Linked DNA regions of Homo sapiens: region 1 is linked to region 2. A link is a contact called in ENCODE Hi-C data. All regions are on one chromosome and are shown on one strand. The core of a region is the stretch at or near the end of the contact, and the rest is flanking DNA. Distances in the headings are between cores, read along the strand shown. Region 1 overlaps ARMC9 (armadillo repeat containing 9). Region 2 holds the start of ARMC9 (armadillo repeat containing 9).

Region 1 (5,140 bases), core at 510-3,009, 99 kb before region 2:
TGGTCTCAGGCCCCATCCCACTACAGCCCCCCACTTTTTTTGAGATGGGGTCTTGCTTTGTTGCCTAGGCTGGAGTGCACTGGCAGGATCTTAGCTCACTGCAGCCTCCGCCTCCCAGGTTCAGGTGATTCTCGTGCCTCAGCTTCCCTAGTAGCTGGGATTACAGGCGCACGCCACCATGAACCAGCTAATTTTTGTATTTTTAGTAGAGATGGGGTTTCACCATGTGGGCCAGGCTGGTCTCAAGTGATCCGCCCACCTCGGCCTCCCAAAGTGTTGAGATTGCAGGTGTGAGCCACCGTGCCTGGCCCCATTAGAACCATTTTATCTTTAGAGTTGCTAAGCAGCTAACTGAAAACAGTGGTTTCATTTTTCTGTGTTTTGGGTCTAAATATTAAATGAAAGAACATTTACACTGCTAAGCAAGATAAGGTATGACTCCAACACCTTGCAAATAATTTTGCTGTCTCCTTCAGAGCTGTCACCTTGGGAAGTGATAACCACATTCCAACAACAGTGCTACTTCTCAAAGGATTCTTAGAAATTTTCTTTAGCCTAAGATCTGTCACTCTCTTTTTTCCCTCCAACTTTGAAAGACAGTTATAAACGTAATGCTAGCCTCCGGTGAAAGCTGAGTAAAATCCAGGCAAGACCGGCTGTGCCCGGACTGCCCCGGCTGGCACCGGTGATGCGCAGTGAGGCTTACCTGGGAGAAGGAGCCCCCATCTGCTGCCCGGGGTTCATCACAGAGTCCCATTTGGCCCAAATGACAGATCTTTTCCTTATAATTTTCCAACTAAACCTCTTCTAGAAATCTTCTGAAAATTCTAGTTATCACAAGTATTTTCAAACATCAACCTCTTAAAAGAGTAGCAAAAGTCCAGAAAATTATAAGACTTCTGTATTTGTTCATTTACAGTAGACAATTGCTTTCAGAATGAAATTTCCAGAAATTGAGTTCTCATCATTAACTAGAACAGTTGAACAAAATGAATTTTCCCTTATAAGATAAAAACAGGATTTATAGCAAAAACAAAGCAAAATGAAAAACCAAAGCAAACCGAAAAACCCAAAGGGATGATACAAGAAGGGAAGAAAACAGATCTCGAGACAAACTTTAGGACACAATGAAAAAAAGTTGTTAAAAACAAATAATTAAATATTAATTTAAACTATCATTTAGAATGATATTGAAGGGCCAGGCACAAAGGTGGTGACTCATTATAATCAAGAGAAGGCTGCCCAAGTCCGGGAACTGCCTAGGGGCTGGCAAACAATGGCCCACGAGTCAGGTGCCTGCTTTCCTATGCTCGCCAGCTAAGAATGATTTTTGTGTTTTTAAGTATTTGAAAGAATATTTAATGACATGCAAAAATTGTATGAAATTCAAATTTTTAGCGTCCATAAATAGTTTTACAGGAACACAGCCACGTTCAGCCACTTATGTACTGCTGACAGCCACCGTGTTACAATGGCAGAATTGAGTGGTTGGAACAGAGACTGTGTGGCCTGCAAGCCCTAAAATAGTTCCTATCTTTTCCTTTACACAAAGTGTCTGCCGACTCCTGTTCTAAACCCAATTTTACCACCATCAACTCTCTGTGTGAGCTCAAGCTGGTGTTTTTCCCTCTGCCTCCACCTTTGTAAACAAAGGGGCCTGGAGAAGATGATAGGGGCCAGGACCCCTATCTGGAGGTCAAGCTCTGCACTGCTGGACAAGGCAGGAAGAGCCAGCAGGAGCACGTACCCGCTGATGCCACCTGCAGCCTGTGAAGAAAACGGCAGCCACAGAGGCCGCCTGCTGAGGAAGCATCTCCCAGCAGATCTTAGCAGATCCTCTCTGGCAGGGGCTCTTAAATACCTCTTTCCCAACTGATGCCATCAGTGATCAAAAACCTGGCTTTTACACATTTTACAAGCTGATAGGCCACGACTCCAAACAAAAAAACATCCTCTGACATCCACTTTTTCAGTGAATGCTCCCCCCAAAATAGATGAAAATGTTCCAGCATTCACTGCAGGAGTAACTGCTCCCTGCAAATGAAGGCAGGCAAATCAAGGATGACCAGAGGGGACAACAGGTCTTTTCTTCCTAGGTATCTGAAGGAAAACCATGTAAAATCTTGTCATCTGAAAATCCAACTACAGTCCCTGAGTCACCATTCTTTACATCATTTCAGAGACTCGCATACATTAACTTCTAAACCTTCATGCTCTAAAACACCAGGCAAGTAGATTTTTCACAGCTGAGGAAACACAAGTCAAAAGAATGCAAATAACAGAGAAAACTGGTCAGTTCCGTTAGCTCTGAACTAAACCCAGGACCCCTCACGCCAGAGACTCTCGCCAGGCGCCTACACGCCCAGCACTCCCACCGGTGAGGAAGACAGGCCGAGGCTCGTGCCCCTTCAGAGCAAAAGCTCACACAGAAGAATGGTCATTGTTCAGCTTCCCATGAAACTCGAATGACATGCAATGCTGCGTCTCTGCTGTGAACCCAATGAGTGTGGGAGTCTTCAAACATGGCCGCTGGGCTCCCCACATGAGACCCCAAGTGAGACCCGAACCACCACCCAGCTGAGCTTTAGCCAACCCTCAGAATTGTGAGAAATAGTGTAGCAGGAATGAAAAATCTCCATTTCTGGACTAACTTGTCAAGGCAGGAAAGAGAGAATAGTTTGGTATGGGTTTTCTATGTGGTGTCAAGAACCTCCAACTTACTTCATCATCTTCATCTTCATCATCATCAGATTCAAGAACACCATCTGGTAGCTCTTCTATAAAGAAAAAAAGAATCAATGAATAATGGATAAACAGTGGGAGCCTTGGTCCACAGAATCTGTCAGCCTCTGCAGAGACATAAACACCTTAATGAGAATGAGGTTACATCAAAGTCATCATGCTCCTAACCATCCTAATCACAACCATTTCAGTCACTGTCTGAGATCATCCTAAGCAATTTTAAATAGTAAATCTCTCCATTTTTACCAGAACATGATTATAGTAGCATGGGGAAAATTAAAAGCCAGCATATAATTTTAGGGGAATTTAGGGAAAAGTAAGTAAATATTTATTTCAAGGCATCATGCTAGATTCTGCCATACCCGTTATTTCACTTAATCCTTACAAATATGTTGTTGACTATTATCCCCCATTTTACAGAGAGGCACAGAGAGGAAAGAGAGACTTCTTGGTCTCACTTCCAGTAAGTGGCAGGCAGCTGAGATTCAAGCCGAGTCTATCTCTAAACTCCATGATTTTTCCACGGGCGGTATGGGTGGTGGTCATGGCAGGTAGGGTTCCTGAAGGCTCTGTGGTTCATCGCTAGGTCTTTTTAAGAATTTACAAAAGAGCAGTAAGTTGGTAGCACAAAGGAGTTACAGAAAGAAAGAGCCCCGGCTTCCTCCTCTGTAGAATGGGGGTTGTACCAGCCACTTCTCAGGGTTGTCGGTAGGACCTCACAATACACCACAAGGGAAGCGCCCGGCTTAGGGCCAGGTAAGAAGCAGGCACTGCAGAGGTGTTGGTACTTTCTCCTCCACGAAGTCTTCCCTGATCCCCTTGCTCAGCAGCCATCTCTTCCTCCCCGAACACACTCAGCGTTTTATCTAGAACTCCTGACAGTTCACGCCACTTCTGGAAGATTGCTGCTTACTAATGAATGAATGCTTACTGACTCGTCTCTCACCCACTGCACTGAACTGTGAGTCCCTGGGGACAGAGCAGCTGACTTACTCCTCCCTCTATCCCTACTACATCTTTCTTATTATCACTTGTTTCTTGAACAAATGACATGAAGGTAAAGAAAGCCTGAAAGAAGAAAGGAAGTCAAATGGGAAGTAGGAGAAAAGAAGGAACTAAAGCCATACTTGAGGAGAGCACCCAGCTTGTAAAGTGGCAGGCAGGGTGCACCCACATTTGATCAAACACCAAACCATTCCCAGGAGGGAAGATGTAGAAACCCATGTTCTCAACCCAACGCTCGTTCTAAAGGGAAGGACTCCACTGACTTCACTGGACCGAGGCCAGTGGGACACCAAAGTGTCCCCCTGCTCACTGAGGCTTGCATGCCCCACGGGTCGCAGCACTGTTGTGGAATGCCATTTAGTCTAGAAAGCTACTGTGCAGGCATGAAGATGTGATGCCACTCTGCTTTCTGGCTGAAGTTTAATGACTAACTTCCCTATCCACCAACAGCATACACCATTCCACCTTCAGGAAGTGCTGCTGTACTCATCAGTTATAAACCGCTCATTTTCGAATACAGAAATGCCTTTTTTAAGACTCTTGGCTATTTTGTAAGGCCACAGACAGCCCAGCCACGCTTCTCTTTCTCTGCCTCCTCCTGCCCAGCTCCCCTTCTCCTGACCCCATAACCTCAAGGCCTGCTGGCTCAGACTCATCCCACTACCCAGAATAATCCTGTCCTGAGAAGTGAAGTGCCTTGTAGACCTCAGCTCCTTTCTGGGATGACTATCTCCCATCCTGTTCCCTGAGTTGGTCCACACTCCATGAGGTGCCCGCACTCCGATATCTAACACACGTGGGGCTAGAATGGCCAGTATCATTCCTTTCCCGGGGGCTCTGCCTTGCTCCTGCCCAGTGACCTGGCTGGTGCCCCTGTTGTCTCTCTGGTGCTGGTTCCCCTCCCTGAGGGCTGGCATTGTGGTCCAGGCCCAAGCCAGGGGACAAATCTCTCTGCTGTTGCTGTTGGCAGCTCACCCGGCGTTGTCAATGTCACCAGCTGGAATTTTCCTTTAGGCTTTGCCAGAATAGTCCTTCCCCACCTGTGGGGTTAGGTCGCTAAAATATACTTGAATTTTAATACTTGAAGACCTTAAAACTTTACTGGAAAAATTGTGCTAGAAGACTGTGATTGGACTTGGACGTGTGAAAACCCACAGAGATGTTTTCAAGTTTACTGAAATAGAACAAGGAAACCAATAATCTAAATAAAGATGGTGGCAATGCCATTTCACACATCTTAAGAACTGATACACTAGCAACAATTTGTACTCTGCTATTAATTTCCACTTGAGGATGAAGACAGGATGGAGGCTCTCCTCCTGGGTTTCACTTTGATTTGATGCTGGTGATGGATGTCCCGAGGTACTTGTGTGTCTGGTCTTCCATCTGAATG
Region 2 (4,961 bases), core at 1,233-3,732:
TGCCTCCAATCCATCCACCTCCCCCTACCTGATCCCTCTCCTTGCTCCCTTCCACCAATCCCACACTGGACCCTGCCAACAGCGAACTCCTGGCCATTCCCCCATGCAACAAGCTCTTCCAGGATCCTAAGCCTGTGGTTGATGTATGCTCTGCCCCCCCAGGCAAACATGACTCATGATTCTAAGCCAAGCCAGATTTAATCTCTTTTCAAGAAGTCTTCCATGAAAAACCCCTCCCTTCTTTCCCTACCAAGGCTTTTTTTTTTTTTTCTTTTTCTGAGATGGAGTTTAGCTCTGTTGCCCAGGCTGGAGTGCAGTGGCGGGATCTCGGCTCACTGCAACCTCCACCTCCTGGGTTCAAGTGATTCTCCCACCTCAGCCTCCCAAGTAGCTGGGGTTATAGGCATGCGCCATGACGCCCAGCTAATTTTGTTGTTTTGAGATGGAGTTTCACTTTTGCCGCCCAGGCTGGAGTGCAAAGGTGCAATCTGGCTCACTGCAACCTCTGCCTCCCAGGTTCAAGTGATTCTCCTGCCTCAGCCTCCCAAGTATATGGGATTACAGGCGTCCGCCACCAACGCCCAGCTAATTTTTGTATTTTTAGTAGAGACAGGGTTTCACCAGGTTGGCCAGGCTGGTCTTGAACTCCTGACCTCAAGCGATTCACCCACCCAAAGTGCAGGGATTACAGGCATGAGCCACTGCACCTGGCACTTCTTATAACCCTGTTCACAAAGACAGGGAGCTGTATTTCAACTTCATATCCCCAGAACCTAACAGAGTGTCTAGTAAGCAAGAAAGGTACTCAAGGCATATAATGAATAAATGAAGCCGGAGCTGAGGGGATGTCATTTTAAAGGCCCTGGAACGGGAAAAGTGAGTTTCTGAGAATTTGAAACCTTGAGGCCAACCTCAAGGCCTTTGCGCATATTACTCTCTCCGCCTAGAACACTCTTCCCTCTCTTCACCTGGTTAACCACTGTGCCTAATAAACATCACCTCCTTAGAGTAGACCTCCCTAAGCCGTTTAAATAGTATCTGCTGTGATCAACTGTCATTGAATGTGAGTGCTGCTGGGTATCCTATTACTCAACATTCTTAGAAATTACAGAATTGGCCAGGCACAGTGGCTCACACCTGTAATCCCAACACTTTGGGAGGCTGAGGCAGGCGGATCACCTGAGGTCAGGAGTTCGAGACCAGCCTGATCAACATGGTGGAACCCCATCTCTACTAAAAATACAAAAATTAGCCGGGCGTGGTGGCGTCTGCACCTGTAATCCCAGCTACCAGGGAGGCTGAGGCAAGAGAATCGCTTGAACCCAGGAGGTGGAGGTTGCAGTGAGCCGAGATCATGCCACTCCACTCCAGCCTGAGCGACAGGGAAAGACTCCGTCTCAAAAAAAGGAAAAGAAAAAGAAATTACAGAATTTTCTCTAAACTTTTATATCATAATAGGTATCATTTATTGAAGGTATATGGTATGCCAGGCAATGTGCAAAATGTTTTACATTTAACCTTCATAGTAAACCTGACAGGTGAATATAGTTTATATTTTCCCATTCCAGATGAGGCAATTTGAGGCCCAGGAAGTCTGACACACTCCCAACAGCCACAGTAAGTGACTAAGCGGCTGAAAAGAACCACTACACAGTATTTCCCAAAGTCTGGACCACCTAAATCAGAATCAGCTGGCACGCTTGTGCAAATGAAAATTCCTGCCTCCACCCTGGTCTTACTGAACACCGTGGCAGGCACCATGCCCAGAAATCTGCCTTTTAAACAAGCTCCCTGAGTGACTTTTACACACTCTCAAGTTTGAGAACCAGTGCTCTCCTTTATGCGGAAACTAAGAAAAACTTTTCCAGTTACATTTGGGGATTGCAGCGGCAGCTTTTGAATTCCTATATAAGAAAGATTTAGGGCCCACAAACGGGTGGGATTATGGGATTTGTATGGAAGCCGAATCTGCATAGCACGCATCCTGTTTTTCCTAAGATTAGGTGAAGTCTGGACTTCAACTGGGTGCCTCAGGAACGCGGCTAGCAGATGGAGATTATCAGGGGGATCTAAATCCCGGATAACCCGCTCGCGCCGCCACCACCAGCTGGATGGCTTGAGGGACCCCCTCCAAGTATGGCCCACTGCAGCAAAGATCAGGGACTACTTGCGGGAAGCAGCTGGGCCTGTCCTTTCTTGGGATGTCCAGGCGGCCGCCTCGGCCCTTGCCGAAGAAAGATCCCTGGACCGCAGGCGAGAAGTGGTAGCATCCGGCGGCGGCGGAGCGGGCGCGTCGGGTTTTTCCTCGGAACAAGAGGTCCGCAGAGCCTCGGCCCTCCAAACGCACCGCTGCTCCTCCCAGCACCAGGACGGCGGGCGGAGGGTGGCCCGGCTGCATCCGGGGACGCGCTTACCTGCTGCTCGGCCGCGGACACTCGCGCTATCCCAGCCCGGCCGCCACCTCCGCAGCCGTCACCCGGGCAACCGCCGCCGCCACCCCGGCGTCACGTGGGGGCGGCGCAGCCAATCGCGCGGGGCGCCGCCGACGCGGAGCAGCCTGGGAGGGAAGGTGGGCGACCCCGAAACTTCCTGGCGGCGGAAGTGAGGGTCCACAGCCCAGCAGTGGTGAAGGTTCACGCGCTGGATGACCGCGTCTTCTGTGGTCCTCTCCACCACTCCACTTTCGTTCGTTCATTCATTCGTTCATTTCCCTTTCGTTGCGCCAGTCGCTGCGCCGGCTCTCGGGATGAGCCGGAGCAGGCTCAACCCCTTGTCTCAAGGAGCTCGTGGTCGCGTAGAGAACACAAACTAGGACAGTGTGGTGTCCGTGGGGAAAGAGTCAGGCATGGTTATTCCCATCTTAAAGGAGGGACCTGGGGCCACCTTAGAACCAAAAGTGACGCCCAAGATGTGCATTAAAGCTCCGGGGACCAGGGTCCCGCCCCACTGCAGCGGTTTCCAAGGATTTCAGAGAAACTTTTTGTTTTCCATGTCAAATGTGGGCTATTAAAAATAAATCAGGAGCACACGTCTTCCCTCTCTTTGCACCTGATGCTTTTGAACTGAAGTTCATCAGCACTGAATGAGCACTTGCTAGTCACCCAACTTTGTGCTGGAGGGTGAAGAGATGGCCATGGATAGAAAATCCCTCCCCTCCAGGCGTTGAGATTCCGTGGGAGTCTCTCGTTGCCACCTCAGTGTTTCCACCTCCATGCTTCCAAGAAGGAGGAGGCTACCAGGGCCAGAGACAGGGAATGGGGCACGGAGAAGGTAGGTCAGCTCGCCTTTGAAGAAGCCCTAAGATGGGCTGTGGCCACCACTTCCCCAGTCCCCAACCCTGCCAGTGGATTGTCTTCCAAAAGAAAAAAAGCTGTATTTAGTAGAAGAGAGCCCTATCTTCTGTCCAGGTAATATGGATTGAAAATAAATCTTCAATCCATGGCCATAATATTTATCGTCAACACAACTGTATGCCGGGAGATGCCAGACAAAATATAGAACACACAGTTAAATGTAAATTTTAGATAATGTTTTAGTGTAAGTAAATCCCAAAAACTGCTTCATTTTATTGTGCATGTAGGATGTTATATTGTTCTGTATTTTTGTTTGCAAAACGTGCAGCCTATATGTGTGCCCAGCATTGTGCTAAGTGAATCATATAGATTGTTTTCTTTAGTTCTCACACCAGGCCCGGCACGGTGGCTCACACCTGTAATCCCAGCACTTGGGAGGCCAAGGCAGATGGATCACCTAAGGTCACAAGTTTCAGACCAGCCTGGCCAACATGGTGAAACCTGTCTCTACTAAAAATACAAAAATTAGCTGGGCGTATTGGCATGTGCCTGTAGTCCCAGCCACTCGGGAAGCTGAGGCAGGAGAATCCTTGAACCCGGAAGATGGAGGTTTCAGTGAGCCGAGATCACGCCACTGTACTCCAGCCTGGGCAACAGAGTGAGACTCTGTCTCAAAAAAAAAAAAGTTTTTAATTCTCACACCACATCTATGAGATGAATAATATTTTCAGCATTTTACTGATTGACAATGTTGTAATTAACCTGAGCTGTGTGCTCTTAGAAAACAGCCACAGTTAAGAAATCTCACCCACGCACCCCCAAACCTTTTGTTTTCTAAAATCCTCCACACTTTTGTGTTCTGGGAAGTAGCTTATCAGAAAGAACTACCCTTCCACATATGACTTCATCAGACCCACAGTCCTGTCTTTCTCATGCCTCCCATATGATGCACGGATGACCCCCTTGTTTACCTGTGACAAGGACAAATGCAGACCTTTTCCCTTCTGCCTGAGTCTGCCGGCAAGGCCAAGGACAGACTTTTCAGCTTCTCATTCTTTGTCTCATGGTTGATTAGCTGAGATTAGAGCTGTCTGTTTTGTCTTTGGCAAGATGAACAACATGAGGCATACGGGATTAAGAAACTCCTCAAAGTTTACACCACTGAGGAGACCAGGACTAAACCCAGGTCTCCGTGTCTCTGGACCCTGGGCTCTGAGCTGCCGTGAACACCCCACCTGCTTTGCTTTCCCTCCTGAGTGCATTTGCCTGACTGCCGGGATTATGGTCATTGTGGTGGCTATTGTCTTTGTCTGTCTACCTCCCCTCTCCCTTCTGGTAACATACCCCATCCCTCACCACAGGATGGGCAGATGGTCCAAACTGGACCAATCTTACCCCATCCCTCTGGCCTCAGTGATGGGTCCAGGATGGGCATGTGAGCCAAGCAAAGCCAATGATAGTCCTTCCCTGGGATTTTGCTGTTGAAGTGTGGTCAGGTTATTGTAAAGTGAGACTCCAGGGCAGCCTACAGCATTCACTACATGGGAAAGACTGAGAAGATGAAGCCATTACCTAGAGAAATGCAAAGAAAGTGCTGGGGACATCAAATCCCTGGTCCCAGGATCTGAGTTCCCTGGAGCTGCACTTATTCTTACAGCTCCTCCAGCA

What was found. A loop is a pair of places that touch in the nucleus more often than their neighbours do. Pooled maps may share reads with other maps.
Region 1: a pooled map shows a loop between it and region 2 (2.4-fold over the local background). The contact joins the enhancer-like site here to the promoter of ARMC9 in region 2. A Hi-C loop is called at or near these places in 2 of 50 pooled maps.

Annotation. Positions count from the first base shown.
Region 1 is chr2:231,293,835-231,298,974 of GRCh38, reverse strand. It overlaps ARMC9 (armadillo repeat containing 9), which reads right to left. Exons shown (of 25, transcript NM_001352754.2): 19 at 2,722-2,777. Among named protein-coding and RNA genes, the nearest start is that of MIR4777, 66 kb to the left of the region's middle. Within about 2 kb of position 1,759, at least 4 of the 41 ENCODE cell types and tissues checked have a DNase peak (open chromatin) inside an H3K27ac peak, as active enhancers do.
Region 2 is chr2:231,196,152-231,201,112 of GRCh38, reverse strand. ARMC9 (armadillo repeat containing 9) reads right to left here and starts at 2,482. Exons shown (of 25, transcript NM_001352754.2): 1 at 2,415-2,482. RefSeq lists a silencer at 2,337-2,676.